2 separate regions of the Homo sapiens genome follow, and region 1 is linked to region 2. Evidence: read pairs that join two places in POLR2A ChIA-PET (ENCODE). Cell type or tissue: Panc1. All regions are shown on one strand. Each heading gives the region's core, and the rest is flanking DNA. Links, peaks and the distances in the headings are about the cores only.

The links. Peaks named below come from ENCODE experiments on the same cell type or tissue, not always from the same donor. Only the 100,000 strongest peaks of a DNase experiment are listed, where the experiment ranks them.
Region 1: POLR2A ChIA-PET joins it to region 2 with 10 read pairs; 10 of 35 experiments call an interaction of 5 or more read pairs at or near these places.

The regions. Positions count from the first base shown.
Region 1 is chr2:121,517,974-121,520,473 of GRCh38, forward strand. All of the region lies in intron 6 of CLASP1 (cytoplasmic linker associated protein 1), which reads right to left. Among named protein-coding and RNA genes, the nearest start is that of CLASP1-AS1, 11 kb to the right of the region's middle. In Panc1, for the core only: no CTCF peak of the experiment used is centred there; no DNase peak of the experiment used is centred there.
Region 2 is chr2:121,708,567-121,723,536 of GRCh38, forward strand. All of the region lies in intron 3 of NIFK-AS1 (NIFK antisense RNA 1), which reads left to right. It also overlaps the pseudogene NPM1P32. Among named protein-coding and RNA genes, the nearest start is that of NIFK, 21 kb to the right of the region's middle. In Panc1, for the core only: no CTCF peak of the experiment used is centred there; DNase peaks (open chromatin) are centred at 13,585 and 13,985; H3K27ac peaks cover 212 bases.

The sequences.
Region 1 (2,500 bases), core at 1-2,500, 200 kb before region 2:
AGGAGTTCGAGTTCAGGCAAGTTCAAGTTCAGGCGAGTTCAAGGTCAGGAGTTCGAGACCAGCCTGGCAAACATGGTGAAACCCCGTCTCTACTAAAAAATACAAAAATCAGCTGGGCGTGGTGGCACACACCTGTAATCCCAGCTACTTGGGAGGCTGAGGTAGGAGAATCACTTAAACCCGGGAGGCAGAGGTTGCAGTGAGCTGAGATCACACCACTGCATTCCAGCCTGGGTGACAGAGCGAGACCCCCGTCTCAAAAAAAAAAAAAAAAAAAAAAAAAGGAGGCAATTAAGGTTAAATGAGGTCATGATGGCGGGACCCTAAAATTAGAGGATTAGTGTCCTCATAAGAGAAGCCAGAGAGCTGGGTACACACACAGAAGAGGTCATATAAGCACATAGTGAGATGGCAGCCATCTACAAGCCAGGAAGAGAGCCCCAACCAGAACCCGGCCTCTAAAACTGTGAAAAAATTAATTTCTGTTGTTTAACTCACTCGGTCTACAGCATTTTGTTATGGCAGCCAGAGCTGACAAACACAGATTATCAGTTTATTTTGAGGGAAAAAAATAATTTCTAATGTTAGGGAATATTTTTACATTGAAAATGCGGTCGGGCGCGGTGGCTCATGCCTGTAATCCCAGCACTTTGGGTGGCCGAGGCAGGCAGATCACTGGAGGTCAGGAGTTCGAGACCAGCCTGGCCAACATGGTGAAACCCCGTCTCTACTAAAAATACAAAAAAAAAAAACTTTAGCTGGGCATGGCGGCGAGCGCCTGTTAGTCCCAGCTACTTGGGACACTGAGGCACAAGAATCGCTTGAACCCAGGAGGCAGAGGTTGCAGTGAGCCGAGATTACACCACTTCACTCCAGCCTGGGTGACAGAACAAGACGCTGTCTCAAGAAAAAGAAAAAAAGAAAAATGCATATATTACAGAAGTAGTCAATGCTACTATACCTTGAATACTATTAAAGTGTATCACCATTGCTTAGTTTCTAGGGATAACATCTGCTCAGAGCAAATCTCAATGGGTGATCTCTTTAAAGAACAATCAATACCCAGGCAGCTACTTAGAAAGTCTGGGCCATAAACGTTTAAGAGATTTACTGGAAAAATTACTAGCTTTAGAGTCAAATATTAATAAGTAGACTTAAGGACCTACTTGGCCATTTAGGGAGCTGTGTAACCTTAGACAAAACACTAGAACTCCTTTGGTCTCAATTTCCTCCTCTGTAAACTGAGGGTTGCTCTGAGGACTGAAAGAAATAACAGTTTCATTCAACAAATATTTGAGTGCCTACTAGGTGAAAATGAACTGAAACGCCTACACAGGCCAGGCAGTGACATGAGGAGTGAGTGATTGCAGCAGGCTGAGTGCAGGGTGACAAATGGCACTGGCAGGGAACCCTGGAGGCAGGGACAGAAGAGGGATAAGGTGCTCAGGCAGATGGGCCACCACCACCCAGCCACAGAGGAATGGTAGCACAGCTTTACCAGGCCTTCTACCCTTTCAAGAAAAGTTAAAAATATAAGTCTCCCAAATATAAACTCATTTGAACTCAAAATGTAAAATTAAAACATTCTGCAGGCACAAGCATACACACACCCACAAATCTACAGGCTGAAACCAGCTTTATGCCAGCAGTTTGTGACCTATAGTTTGTATCTATAAAGCAATCAACACAACGGCTAGTGTTATCTCTATCTTTTAAACCAACATCTTTATCCTTTAAAATAATCGTTCCTTAGACCTAGAAAGTTACAGGGTCAGATAGCATTTAGGGGTCTAAACTATTCTTCACTGAAGAACTGCAGATGAACAGGTATTCTTTGGTACTGCAAAGTAGGACACTCTAATAGAGAAGAGGTTTAAACAAAAGCCATTCAGCTGAGACTGCAGGACAATGCAGCTATTCACTTCTACACAGGCTCTCACTGGTCTCGCACTGCCTCTCCCTGCTGACCCCTCAGGCTCACCACAGAAAGGCACCACAATGTGTCAGGCCATGAAGACTGCAAAAAGACAAGAGCCCCATACATGCAGCACGCTCTGCCAGGTCTTATATGTATGCTTTACAGAATCTAAGGTCTCCAACGTCTGACCATGTTGTTCCTTCCTTCCTCATAGTCACTGCACACTGGAGGGTGTAGAGGCTGGCAAGGTTAGTCACCTGCCCAATGCCCACAGATCAGGAATGGCAGGCTGGAGCACCTCTCTGGGGGCAAGTCAACATCCTTCTCACCAGCACACTGCACCTTAATGTGGATGCCAAAATAAAGGCTTCCTGCAAAGCAAAAAACTCAAAGGAAGGCTTCCGCCCTAGGGTGGGGGACAGGGAAGCAGTCTATAAACTGATGAGACCCTAAATCCACCCTGTCCTCCTAGAACCCAGCACAGCCCCACAGCCAGTGCCTTGGAGCGTGGGTACCCCAGCACCCCAGCACAGCTGTGCCCAAGAGCCCACCCCTGGCTCCCAGGCTGCAACTGTGGCAGGG
Region 2 (14,970 bases), core at 12,471-14,970:
GGTCCTTTCGGTGTTTTAGAAGTTTTTTCCTGTTTTTTTGAAGGAGTCTTGTCCTTTTGATCTTGGTGTTGACGGTTTTGAGTCTTTTCCATTCTGATTTGACTTTTGTGCATTTTTGGCTGGAGTATCTCGTATGGATTTCTTCACCGGCGCTTTTTCTTCAGCTTCCCCATCATCAAAATCCTCATCATCATCATCTTCATCTTCATCAGCAGCAACTTTTACTTTTTTCTGTGGAATCTTGCTACCACCTCCACGGGCCGACCGCTTTCCAGATACACTTAAGAGTTTCACATCCTCCTCCTCTTCATCTTCTGACTCTGCATCTTCCTCCACAGCTACTAAGTGCTGTCCACTAATATGCACTGGCCCTGAACCACACTTCAACCGTAAGACCACTGGTGGTGTGATTTCAAAGCCTCCAAGGGAATCCTTTGGCTGTACAGACATTTTCAAAGTTGCCAGTGTTACTTTAATTGGACTGCCTTTGTAATTCATTGCCTCTACTTCAACAATGTGCAATTCATCCTTTGTACCAGCCCCTAAACAGGGAGAATAGCCGCGCAGGACGGAATCACACCAGGTTTTTTTTTGTTGTTTTTTTTTTGAGATAGTGTTTTGCTCTTGTTGCCCAGGCTGGAGTGTAATGGCACGACCTCGGCTCACTGCAACCTGTGCCTCCCAGATTCAAACAATTCTCCTGCCTCAGCCTCCTGAGTAGCTGGGATTACAGGCATGCACCACCACGCCGAGCTAATTTTGTATTTTTAGTAGAGACAGGGTTTCGCCATGTTGGTCAGGCTAGTCTTGAACTCCCGACCTCAGGTAATCCACCCACCTCAGCCTCCCAAAGTGCTGGGATTACAGGAGTGAGCCACCATGCCCAGCCTCCTTTCTTTTTTTTTTTTTTTTTTAAGACAGAGTCTCGCTATATTGCCCAGACTGGTCTCAAACTCCTGGACTCAAGCAGTACTCCCACATCCCAGATAGTTGGGACTACAGGTGTGTGCCACTATGCCCAGCAAATCAGCCAATTAATAATAATAAAAGAAAAATCTGTTGCCTGTATTGGGAAGTTTTTGCTTGCCTGTGACAGAAATCTAACTCAAACTGGTTTTGGGGTGAAAAAGAAAATGATTAGCACACCTTACTGAAAAGTCTAAGGAATGTCATGCATGGCTAGATTGAGGGACTCAGACAAGGGCCTCAAGAAACCATCTCCTTCCATCTCTTGGTTTGGCTTTTTTTGGGGCTGGCTTTATTCTTGGGCTAGGGCTCCCTGTGGTGATGAAAGGGCCGCCAGCTGCTCCTCCGAGTTTGGAGACACTGTGGGAAGTGTGCCTATCCCAATAGTTCTAGCAAGAGTCCTAGGGAGGACTCTCATTTGCCCAAACTTTATAACATGTCTGTCCCTGCGGCCTGGGCCTTGTTGCACTGGCAGGACCTCTTGCTGGGGTCACTCACATAGGTTGATTTGAAAGGGAGACTCGCATGGGTTGACTAGAGTGGGGAGAGGTGGTGAATTCAAAGAAAATTGGGAGGCGAACGTTCAAGGCCAACGAGGCTGGGAACCAGAAACAGCAGACGTCTGCCACAGTCCTCCTGTGTTTCTTAGGCATTTCCTAGCATGGTGTGCTGAATCTTAGGTCTTCCCTAACCCCCACAGTGGCATCAGATAATTTCCTTCTTTCCAATGAATGAACTCATTGGGCACTTCTCTCACGCCCACATCTGAACTATTCACTCCCTTGGCACTTCCTGGGTACCTGTTCTGTGCAGTTGATTGCCAAGTGTGGGGGAGCAGGTGGGGGTGGGCACAAGGTTGAACGGGACACAGTCTGAGGGAGACAGACAGTAAACAATTACAGTGGGATCTGTCCCTCTGGGTCTTCGAGTTTGTGCCCACCTTCCTGTGTTCCCAGTTTTTGTACCTCGGAAATGCTCTCTGATGTTAGACACAGATCTGTGACAGGTAGGACAGATCAGTCAAGGTGGTGGAGGAGCGTGGTTGTGGGAGGTGCGTTGACTGTGGCTATTTACTCTGCCAGAGAGGAGGCACTGATTGCTCTGGTCAGCATAGTCTTGGAGCTGTCCCTCACCAGGGCAGGCTGGGGGTTGCATCAGAACTTCTTTTCCAGTGAGGATTTGTGGGGCTCAAATGAACTCTAGAATTTAGGGCAGGAGGGACCTTGACTGGCGAATTCAGTGACTTCTTTCCCTGATACAAGTGCCTAGGCTCAGAGAGGGAAGGGGGCTACACCATGGCACCCCAGCAAGTTCCCACATGCCCGGAAGACAATCTCCATCCCTGACTTCTGCCTTGTGTCTCCTGCCTTCCCCACCACTGCGGCCGGGGCTTTATGGAATGTAGTTAATTTCATTTCCTGGGAGGCAAAAAAATTAATCCAGTAAGAGAAGAAATAAAAGGCAATGCCTCTGGTTTACAGAATGCCATTTCCAAAAAAGGAAAATGAGTTATGGAGAAAGATTTTCATGGAATGAATGGGGGAAGTAAGAAAATAAGTAGCTAATACTGAAAGAAAAACATGACATACTGGGGACTAAAAGAGATACAGGTGAGCATAGCAACTGTGTGGCACCTACAGCAGCCTAGATAGGGCCATGGATAGCTTGCATGTGGCCAGCATCATAATTCATCAAATCCAAGATGCCTGTGGATGTAAGACACTCCACAATTTATGTACCATTAAGAAAGAAAGAAAACACTCTGCCAATTATACTCTGATATGCCACAGGTGAATTTCTGTGGCCAAATCCATGGCCTGTAGAGGTAGATGTAAAATCTGCCCCCCAGCCGGGTTCAGTGGCTCACGCTTGTAATCTCAGCACTTTGGGAGGCCGAGGCAGGTGGATCACCTGAGGTCAGGAGTTTGAGACCAGCCTGGCCAACATGGTGAAACCCCGTCTCTACTAAAAATACAAAAGTTAGCTGGGCGTGGTGGTGCATGCCTGTAATCCCAGCTACTCAGGAGGCTGAGGCACGAGAGAGAATCACTTGAGCCAGGGAGGCAGAAGTTGCAGTGAGTCAAGATCATGCCACTGCACTCCAGCCTGGGCAACAGAGTTAAAAAAAAAAAAAATCTGCATTCCTTGCTCCCAATCCCACTAAGTGAGAGTAAAAAGAATAAGAACCATGGACAGGACTGATCTGGGATGCATGGTTAAGGACAGGACAAGGACTCAACTAGGAGGAATCATTTACCTTACACCAGTTTGGATGCTAAGCATCACAGGAGAAGTTTGAGGCAAACTGCCTAACAAAAGTATGATCTTCTATGAACTGGGGTCTTTGTTGCCTTGTTCCTTCCAAAGGGATCCTCTCATTCTTAACCTGTCCATGAATGTCTCAAATATATTATTATTGATTAGAAGAATATTTTTCAGACCAGTAAGCAGCACAAAAAAATGTTTGGAAAAAGAAAACTACCCTACAGTACAGTTTCACATTTTTCTTTCCTTCTTTTTGTTTTTTGAGACAAAAGAGTCTCACTCTGTCACCCAGGCTGGCGTGCAGTGGTGTGATCTCGGCTCACTGCAACCTCTGCCTCACAGGTTCACACCATTCTCCTGCCTCAGCCTCCCGAGTAGCTGAGACTACAGGCGCCCGCCACCATGCCCGGCTAATCTTTTTGTGTTTTTAGTAGACATGGGGTTTCACCACGTTACCCAGGATGGTCTCCATCTCCCGATCTCGTGATCTGCCCGCCTTGGCCTCCCAAAGTGCTGGGATTACAGGAGTGAGCCACCGCGCCCGGCCATTCAGTTTCACATTTTTCTAAAGCAGAGCAAAAGATGAAGAAAATGGATTTGTAACTTCCAGAAGCTGGTGAAAACATTTTGCTCTAAAAAGAAATAAAAATGTCATAAGGAGAAAGGGACATAGCCCTTGGAACCAGGCTGACTTGGATTTCAATTTTGACTCCAATCAAGAGGCCTCAGGTAGAAGTAATGTCCCAAAAATGATGAGGGCAGTCACAGTTTCAAAAACAGCTGGGGGGCTCCATGCTTCCTACCCTTGCTCTTCGATGTGGGAGGTGCCATGTTACCTCTGATGAGGGGACTGCTTTAGCATTGTTTGACTCTTCCTTCATTGTTTAATTTGAAATATAATAGCTTGCATAAACTGAAAGGATAGGCCGGGCTCGGTGGCTCACGCCTGTAATCCCAACACTCTGGGGGGCTGAGGAGGGTGGATTGAGGTCAGGAGTTCGAGACCAGCCTGGTCAACATGGTGAAACCCCTGTCTCTACTAAAAATACAAAAATTAGCTGGGCGTGGTGAGTGCCTGTAATCCCCACTACTCAGGAGGCTGAGGCAGGAGAATTGGTTGAACCTGGGAGGCAGCGGTTGCAGTGAGTCGAGATCACGCCACTTCATTCCAGCCTGGGCAATACAGCAAGACTCAGCCTCCAAAAATAAAAATAAAACCCAAAAAACTAAAAGGATTATACAATTTCAAGGCTGGAAACTTGCTTAGCTCTCCTATTGCGAGGTCATTGCCAGATTGCTCAATCCAATTGTCCATTTTCGGACTGCATCTTAACATGTCTAGCAACATGGGGCCCAGCTGATCACTTTCTCCCCCGACTTCCGGGACACAGCGCACTGGCTTTTTCCTCACCTTGCTATTTCTGCTTTTCGGTGTCGTCTGCTGGTTCCTGCCCATTGTCCTGGCCTCTAGACATGAGAGGGCTCCAGGGCCCTTGCTCCTTTATGATCTCACTGGGTCTCATGGCTGTCTCCTGAACTGATGTCTCCAGCTCAGAACTCTCCTGTGAACCACAGGCTTCTCTCCAGCTGCACACTCTGTCTCACCCCATAACTATCAAGAGCATCAAATTTACCATTTTTAAAGCATAACTTCTGATCTCCACTCTTCCTTCAAACATCTTCCCACAGCCTTCCTCATCTCAGCCAAGGCACCTCCCTTCTTCCAGTTGCTCAGGTCAAAGTCCTCGGTGTCAAACCCGACTCCTCTTTTTCCCTCTTACATTCATATCAAAATCATCAGCTACACCTGTCAGCCACCTTTTTTTTTTCTTTTTTTGAGACAGAGGAGTCTCTCTCTGTCACCCAGGCTGGAGTGCAGTGGCATGATCTCAGCTCACTGCAGCTTTGACTCAAGTTATCCTCCTGCCTTACCCTCCCAAGTAGCTGGGACTACAGGCACGTGCCACCATGCCCAGCTAATTTTTTATTTTTTGTAAAGATGGGGTCTCTCTGTGTAGCCCAGGCTGGTCTCAGACTCCTGGGCACAAGTGATCCATCCACCTCCACCTCCCAAAATGCTGGGATTACAGGGGTGAGCCACCAGGCCCAGCCTACTTTCAACATTTATCCAGAATGTGAGCACTTTTCACTTTCCTTGCTATCACCAGGTCCAACCCGCCACTGACGCCCATCTGGATTACTGCAATAGCATCAACCTCCTGTGTGTCCTTACAGTCTATTCTCAGTGCTGCAGTATTGAGCATTGATCCCTTAAACCGTAAACCCACTGATGCTCCTGACTCACTCAGAGTCAAAGCCAATGGTTTACAGTGGCCTCCATGGTCCTGACGCATCTGTTTACTGTCCTTCTCTACTTCTCCCTTGGCAACTCTGTTCCAGCTACACTGGTGCCCTTGCTGTTTCTAAAATAACCACGCCTGTAGTCTCAGCTACTCAAGAGGCCAAGGCAGGAGGAATGCTTGAGCCCAGGAATTCGAGGCTGCGGTGAGCTATAATCATGCCACTGCACTCCCACCTGGATGACAGAGTGAGCCCCACCTCTAAAAAAGTAAAAATAATAAAATAACCCAGCCTGGTTGGCCTCTGGGCCTTTGCACTTGCTGTTCCCTCTGCCTTAAAAGCTTTTCCTCCAAGATCTCTGCATGGCTCCCCGAATTCCTCAAAAAGATCACTCAAATGTCATGTTCAGTATGAGGCCTTCCTGATCACCCACTGAAAATGGCAGTCCCACTTCCACCTCTAGAAGTCCCTAAGCCCATTTCTTGTTTTATTTTTCTCCACAGTACTTACCATTTGTGCCACATAATGTATTTCTTTACTTCTTTTTTTTTTTTTTTTTAGATGGAGTCTCCCTCTGTCAACCACACTGGAGTGCAATGGCATGATCTCTGCTCACTACAACCTCCGCCTCCCGGGCTCAAGCAATTCTCCTGCCTCAGCCTCCCAAGTAGATGGGATTACAGGCTCCCACCACCATGCCTGGCTAATTTTTTTGTATTTTTAGTACAGACAGGGTTTCACCATGTTGGCTAGGCTGGTCTCGAACTCCCGATATCCGGTGATCTGCCCGCCTCGACCTCCCAAAATGCTGGGATTACAAGTGTGAGCCACTGCACCCGACCTTCTTTACTTCTTTATCTGGTAATTGCTTGTCTCGCAATGCTGAATATAAGCCTCGTGGGGTCAGGAATTTTTGTTTTATTCACTGCTGATCCCCAGTGCTTGACACATGGTGGGCACTCACGAATGTTTTGAATGCATTCATTCATTAAACAAATGTGATGTGCCAGCCTTGTCCCCATCACTGGGGATACCGCCTGGGAAGCTGGGGAGGATGGTGGCATGTCCACTTGAGTAGCAAGCTGGTCAGGGGACTGGGGCAGAGGAGCAATGCCTGGGACAGAGATACCTTCTCAAGCCATGTGAATTTTCATACCATTTGCATGTATTACCTATTCAGATAATAAATTAAATGGAAAAAAAAAGTCACAGGAGAATAAGGAGCCGACTGAATAACATGCCTTTTTATGGCTGGTTCTACATTAACATCAAATCAGATAGCTGGCTAAGTACAAATTTGCAAGGTAGGGAAGTTATACGGTTTGCATTTACTAAACTACTGGGTGCAGTTTTTAAAATTATACCAGGCATGTCTTGGCAGCGGTTTTTGTTTTTTATAAAGTTGATTAGAAGTCCGGGCACGGTGGCTCATGCCTGTAATCCCAACACTTTGAGAGGCCAAGGCGGGCAAATCACCTGAGGTCGGGAGTTCGAGACTAGCGTGAACAACATGGAAAAACCCCGTCTCTACTAAAAATACAGAGTTAGCCACCTGTGGTGGCTCATGCCTGTAATCTCAGCTACTCGGGAGGCTGAGGCAGGAGAATTGCTTGAACAAGGGAGGCGGAAGTTGCAGTGAGCCGAGATCGCACCATTGCACTCCAGACCAGGCGACAGGAGCAAAACTTGGTCTAAAAAAAAAAAAAAAAAAGTTAATTAGAGAAAAGCCACAATATTTATCATCTAGCCAAGTGTTAAAGGAGAAATAGAAGAAAAATTAACACAGTCCTTCAGAATAAAAAAGCTGCCAATGAGTATCCTGCATCACTGCCAAAAAACATCTCAACATTTTCTCTTTGGGGACAGATAATTAGGATATTTCCCCAGGTTCCTCTTGCAAGAGTCCTACTTTCCCCCAAACCAGCAAACTCCTCTTTTGAATAGCCAAATCATAGAACCTGTGAATGAAGCTACAGAGAACAACAGCATTACTTATGGCACATTTGCTGTGGAAACTACGTTTGGCAAGTATCAAATGTCTGAATTTCTTTTCCTGGACCTTGTAGGGTTGACAGCATTTATTTATAACAGGGGAGATTCCAAAATTGGCTCCTATCAGCAAAGAAAAGTAATGTCTGAGATACTGCTACAAGTTCATTTTCTTTTTGTTAATAGAAATTGAAGCAGAGCAGGCCACTGCAATAATTGGTAAGCTACTTAATTATAAAACAGATTGGTTACTGCAACAGGATAAATTTGTAGACAGGTATGTGAAACATTCTCTAATTGGATCAATGGGACGGGACATTAACTCCTGACCTCAGGTAAACCCTAACTAGCCAAATTGTTTTATTATTTTGTCTTTATTTGTTTTGGAGAGAAAAAGGACAGAAATAGATCATCTACATATAACTTGAAAAATATTTCCAAAATGTTGAGGTTTACTAGCTGAAGTAGAAAAATGCTCCAAATTCTAAGTCCAGTGTTTACTTCGTGTTTATAGTTCAGGCCTCATGAATAAGAAATAAAACCAAAATAGCCCAGTGACTGGAAAACAGGAAATATACTCCGAACACCAAGGGCTACAGATTGTGTTTACAGTGATTGTGGTACTAAAGCAAAGTTCTCTTGTGTAAAATTATTTATTTATTTATTTATTTATTTATGTATTTATGTATTTATTTATTTATTTTTGAGACGGAGTCTCACTCTGTTGACAGGTTGGAGTGCAATGGTGCAATCTCAGCTCACTGCAATCTCCAGCTCCCAGGTTCAAGTGATTCTCTTGCCTCAGCCTCCCAGCTGGGATTACAGGCACCTGACAGGACACCCAGCTAATTTTGTATTTTTAGTAGAGACGGGGTTTCACCATGTTGGCCAGGATGGTCTTAAACTCCTGACCTCAAGTGATCCATCCACCTCGGCCTCCCAAGTGTTGGGATTACAGGAGTGAGCCACTGCGCCCAGCCGAAACTTTCTTTTTACATAGAGCCATCATTTTAATACATACCTAAGAACATTATATGCACTGTATATAATTATATATAATTATTTGCTGGCCAGGGGCAGTGGCTCATGCCTGTAATCCTAGCAATTTGGGACACTGAGGCAGGAGGATCACTTGAGGCCAGGAATTCCAGACCAGCCTGGGCAACATACTGAGGACCCATTTCTAAAAAAAAAAAAAAGGTTGGGCTCGGTGGCTCACGCCCATAATCCCAGTACTTTGGGAGGTGGGCAGATCACCTGAGGTCAGTCAGGAGTTTGAGACCAGCCTGGTCAACATGGTGAAACCCCATTTCTACTAAAAATACAAAAAAATAGCCGGGCGTGGTGGCTACAGATGCCTGTAATCCCATCTACTTGGGAGGCTGAGGCAGGAGAATCACTTGAACCAGGGAGGCCGAGGTTGCAGTGAGCTGAGACCATGCCATTGCACTCCACCCTGGGTGACAAGAGCAAAACTCCGTCTCAAGAAAAAAAAAAAAATTAGCCGGGCCTCATGCAAGTTCCCATAGTTTCAGCTACTCAGGAGGCCAAGGTGGGAGGATCACCTTAGGCCAGGAGTTCGAGGCTGCAGTGAGCTATTATCATGCTACTGCACTCTAGCCAGGGCGACACAGTGAGATCCTGTCTCTAAAAACCAATACAAACCAAACCAAACCAAAACTGCTTTGGCCATGCACAGCGGCTCACGCCTATAATCCCAGCATTTTGGGAGGTCAAGGTGGGAGGACTGCTTGAGGCCAGGAATTGGAGACCAGCCTGGGCAATATAGTGAGACTCCATCTCTATATAAAATAAATAAATAAATAAATAATTTGCCCATAAATATTGTAAAATTAATCGAAGTTATATTTCTTCATCTTTATACACAAATTCATAAGGTAAATATTTTCATGGTTCATGTCATTGGAATGTTGTATTGCTGGTGACCCAAACCCATTTGGTAAATATATTTTCACCAATTGTCAATTATTGGAAAGATGTTTCCTAAGCACCAAATTGCTTAAGGGGCATTTGATAGTGGTAGTTTCTGTCCTGTAGTAGTGTAGACATTGGTGGGCTGAGGCCGGGCGCAGTGGCTCACACCTGTAATCCCAGCACTCTGGGAGGCCGAGGCAGGTGGATCACCTGAGGTCACGAGTTCAAGACCAGCCTGGCCAACATGGTGAAACCCCGTCTGTACTAAAAATACAAAATTAGCCAGGTGTCGTGTCGGGTGCTTGTAATCTCAGCTATTCAGGAGGCTGAGGCAGGAGAATCGCTTGAACCTGGGAGGCGGAAGCTGCAGTGAACCGAGATCGCACCAGTGCACTCCAGCCTGGGTAAAAGAGTGAGACTCCAGCCGTGCACAGTGGCTCATGCCTGTAATCACAGTACTTTGGGAGGCCGAGGCGGGTGGATCACCTGAGGTCAGGAGTTCAAGACCAGCCTGGCCAATGTGGTGAAGCCCCATCTCTACTAAAAAGGCAAAAATTGGCTGGGCGTGGTGGCAGGCACCTGTAATCCCAGCTACTCGGGAGGCTGAGGTAGGAGAGTTACTTGAGCCCAGGAGATGGAGGTTGCAGTGAGCCGAGATTGCGCTACTGCACTCCAGCCTGGGCAACAGAGCAAGACTCCATCTCAAAAAAAAAAAAGTTAACACTAGGGTATAAACCCCTTTAATAATTTTGGATTTTTGCCAATCTCTTTAAGTGCAATGAGTTAACTGTAGATTTTCTCTGCCTGCTTCAACCTTCTCAGAAGCTGGGACCTCAGGTTCATGCCACCGTGCCAGGCTGACTGTAAATTTCAAGTGCCTGGGATCTATTGCCACCTAGCGTTATATTGCTCTGAGTTATTTCAAGGCTGAGCATTTAAGAATAGAAATCTTGTTAGCCTTCTTCATTCCATGTGTGTCCCAGTGCCCCATTTCTGCTCCCAATTCATAAAGTCACTAGGTCCCTCTACCAATAACTTGGAGAAGAAAAACAAAACAGCAAAAAAGGAAAGTCAGCCAGGCGCGGTGGCTCACGCCTGTAATCCCAGCACTTTGGGAGGCTGAGGTGGGTGGATCACTCGAGGTCAGGAGTTTGAAACCATCCTGGCTAACATGGTGAAGCCCTGTCTCTATTAAAAATACAAAAGTTAGCCAAGTGTGGGGGCAGGCGCCTGTAATCCCAGCGACTCGGGAGGCTGAGGCAGGAGAATCGCTTGAACCAGGGAGGTGAGGGTTGCAGTGAGCTGAGATCACACTACTGCACTCCAGCCTAGGCATCACAGCGAGACTGTCTCAAAAAAAACAACAACAACAAAGGAAAGTCACTAGGTCTTGTCTTTTACTTCTCCCTGTTTTTTGTTTGTTTATTTTTAGAGAGGGGGGTCTTGCTCTCTTACCCAGATTGGAGTGCAGTGGTCCCCTCCAGTGCTCACTGGTGTCTCAAACTCCTGGGCTCACGCAATCCTTCCATCTCATCTCAGCCTCCCAAAGTGCTGGGATGACAGGCGTGAAGCATTGACCCCAGCCCTTTTCCTTTCCATGGCCACGAATAATCTAGCATTTATGCTAATCTCACTGAAAGTAAACTTTAAGAACTTGAGTCAGTTCAACTGGGTCACCATAGACAATCTGTGGGCAAGCTACCTAAGCTCCCTGGGCTTCAGTTTACTCATCTGCAACATTACATATGCAAACATGTAATAAACATTAATTATTATTGCATACTTCATGTTATGCCTGAGTCCTTTTTTTATTTTTATTTTTTGAGATGGAGTTTCGCCCTGTCACCCAGGCTGGAGTGCAGTGGCGCGATCTTGGCTCACTGCAACCTCTGCCTCCCAGGTTCAAGCAATTCTCCTGCCTCAGCCTCCCAAGTAGATGGGATTACAGGCACCCACCACCACGCGTGGCTAATTTTTTTGTATTTTTAGCAGACAAGGGGTTTCCCCCATGCTGGCCAGGCTGGTCTTGAACTCCTGACCTCATGATCCGCCTGCCTCAGCCTCCCAAAGTGCTGGGATTACAGGTATGAGCCCCTGTGCCCGGCCGCCTGAGTCCTTAAATGGAGTACAAGCGTTGAAAAGTCATTATTACTTCCTATTTTATGGTCAAAAGGCAGAAATTAGGTTTCTCTATGACAATTCAGGCTGATTGTTTTAAGAGATTTTTCTTTTTTTTGGGTCAGTCTTGCTCTGTCACCCAGGCTGGAGTACAGTGGCATGATCTCAGCTTACTGCAACCTTGGCTTCCCAGGTTCAAGTGATTCTCCTGCCTCAGCCTCCTGAGTAGCTGGGATTACAGGCATGTGCCACCACGCCTGGCTGATTTTTTTTTTTTTTTTTGACACAGAATTTCACTCCAGTTGCCCAGGCTGGAGTGTGGTGGCATGATCTTGGCTCACTGCAACCTCTGCCTCCCGGGTTCCAGCGATTCTCCTGCCTCAGCCTCCTGAGTAGCTGGGATTACAGGTGCCCACCACCACAGCCAGCTAATCTTTGTACTTTTAGTAGAGATGTGGTTTCTCCATGTTGGTCAGACTGGTCTCGAACTCCCGACCTCAGGTGATCTGCCCACCTCTGCCTCCCAAAGTGCTGGGATTACAGGTGTGAGCCACTGTGCTCACCTGAGAGGTCTATTTTGGATAAAAAGTCTTTTGCACATATTTTCACTCAATCTAGTTTATCTTTTCATTCTCTTAAGTGTCTTTCACCAAGAATTTTTTTTTTGCCCTGAGATAGAGTCTTGCTCTGTCACCCAGGCTGAAGTGCAGTGGCAAGATCTCAGCTCACAGCAACCTCTGCCTTCTGGGTTCAAGCAATTCTCCTGCCTCAGCCTCCTGAGTAGCTGGGATTACAGGCGTGCACAACCACATCCAGCTAATTTTTGTATTTTTAGTAGAGGTGGGGTTCCATCATGTTGGCCAGGCTGGTCTTGAACTCCTGACCTCAGGTGTTCCACCTGTGTTGTTGGCCTCCCAAAGTGCTGGGATTATAGGAGTGAGCTACCATGCCCGGCCACATTTTTGTTTTTGTTTGTTTGTTTTTTTTGAGACAGTGTTTCGCTCTTGTTGCCTAGGCCGGAGTGCAGTGGTGCGATCTTGGCTCACCACAACCTCCACCTCCTGGGTTCAAGCGATTCTCCTGCCCTAGCCTCCTGAGTAGCTGGGATTACAGGCATGTACCACCACACCTGGCTAATTTTATATTTTTAGTAGAGACAGGGTTTCTCCATGTTGATCAGGCTGGTCTTGAACTCCCGACCTCAGGTGATCCGCCTACCTCGGCCTCCCAAAATGCTGGGATTACAGGTGTGAGCCACTGGGCGCCTGGCGTTTTTTTTGTTTTTAACTGGGCAGCCCTGAACCAGAATAGGTTCAGAAAGACTCCTCACCAAGCAAGTTTTAAATTTTGATTAAGTCCAATTTATCAACTTTTCCTTTTTATAGATCATGCTTTTGGTTTCATGTTTAACTCTTTGCCTAAACACAGGTCATGAAGATTTTTCTGTTTTCTTCTAAAAAGTTTTTTAGTTTTATGTTTTACATTTAGGTCTGTGATACATTTTGAGTTCATTTTTGTAGAAGGTGTGAAGCTAGTGTTTCCAATCAACATTGCTTGCGATGTTCACCATATATATATATATATATATATATATATATATATATATATGGAGACGGAGTCTCGCTCTGTCACCCAGGCTGTAATGTAATGGCTCTATCTCGGCTCACTGCAACCTCCGCCTCCCAGGTTCAAGTGATTCTCCTGCCTCAGCCTCCCTAGTAGCTGGGATTACAGGCGCCTGCCACCATGCCCAGCTAATTTTTGTATTTTTAGTAGAGACAAGGTTCACCATGTTGGCCAGGCTGGTCTTGAATGCCTGACCTCAGGTGATCCACCCCTCGGCCTTCCAAAGTGCTGGGATTACAGGCGTGAGCCACCGCCCCTGGCCAAGTATGATTTCAATTGAGTATATTCCTCACTTGAAAATCATTTGTAGAATTCTATTACCTTTCTGTCGTGGTATGTGTTAGCATGTTATTACACTGCCGTTAGTCATCTTCTGTTGAAAGATGGGTGGAAGCTTTATAGTCCCTCAGTTAACGTAGATTTCGAAATATGGAAATTTCCTTTGCACTTTTACTGAAGTTTGAAAACACTATTGGAAGCACAGTTTGAGGTTGGAAAATACATCTGCTATAAATATTGTGTGGGAATGCAGATCTCACGGCTTTTAACTCTCCACAGCACAGGAAGTATATAAAATAGCTTGATATTACTCGTGATTCAAATGTTGTCATCAAAATGACTTTTCAGCCTTGTAAGTTTTGAATGTAAGTGGCTTTGCCTTTTAATTCTAAATTGAACTCATTGACTTAAATTCATGAAGAAACAGCAAGTTTGCAGCAAAATCTACTTTCTGAACCTGTTCAGTATTTGATGATAATAGTTAACAGAATGTTCTCACTCACAAATTTTAAATCTTGGCCCTGAACTCAGAAAGTCTAGGTAAATCTTTATCACTGCTAAGCCTTCAAACTGCTGTGTGGTAGGCAGGGTGAGTCAGGATGTTCTGTTTCTATTTCTGTCAATCCACGGAACTGCTGATGATGGCCAAGTCCATGGGAACAAATGAAGTGCACTGGTGACTACTGCTTCAATGACACGATAGGTTCATGTATTTTCTGAAAAGCACCTGCTGGTAATTCATGCAATGACTAGCCTTCAAATACCCTGTATTTTCACAAATGGGAAATTTGTTCGACTAAGCCCTTTTCTACTATCTACGTATTTTTGCCGCTATCAGTTGTGGCCCAACTTGGCAAATCCCACTTCAGGTTATAATAAATCTTTCAACTTTGAAAACATTTTTGCTTACAGCTGCTCCACAGACTATTCAGAGGCTAATTGTTCAGTCACTTCCAGGGTGACTTCTAAGGTCCAATTTTCCTGGAACTGAGGAGGTTCCCAGAAAGTGAGACTTTCAGTGTTCAAGCCAGAAAGGTTCTGGGCAAACTGAAATAAACTGATCGCCCTAACACTTCCAACTCGGCAATGACTCTTCGAATGATCAACTAAGCAGTATTGGTAACACCTGTTAGCCCCTCAGGAGCCAAGGAAAACGTTCAAAATCATTTGTCTTGTTTTTAAACTATTGATGTTGCTTCCTCAAGCAACTGTTTTCACCAAAAGGCCAACAGTTCTAAGTTTATTTTGGTGGCTCATGCCTGTAATCCCAACACTTTGGGATGAGGAGGGAAGACGGCTTAAGATCAGGAGTTCAAGACCAGCCCAGGCAATAAAGTGAGACGTCTCTACCAAAAATAGTTAATTGGGCATCATGGCGTGTGCCTGTGGTCCCAGCTACTTGGGAAACTGAGCGGGGAGGTTCACTTGAGCCTGGCAGGCAGAGGCTATAGCGAGTCATGATCATGCCACTGCACTCCAGCCTGGGCCACA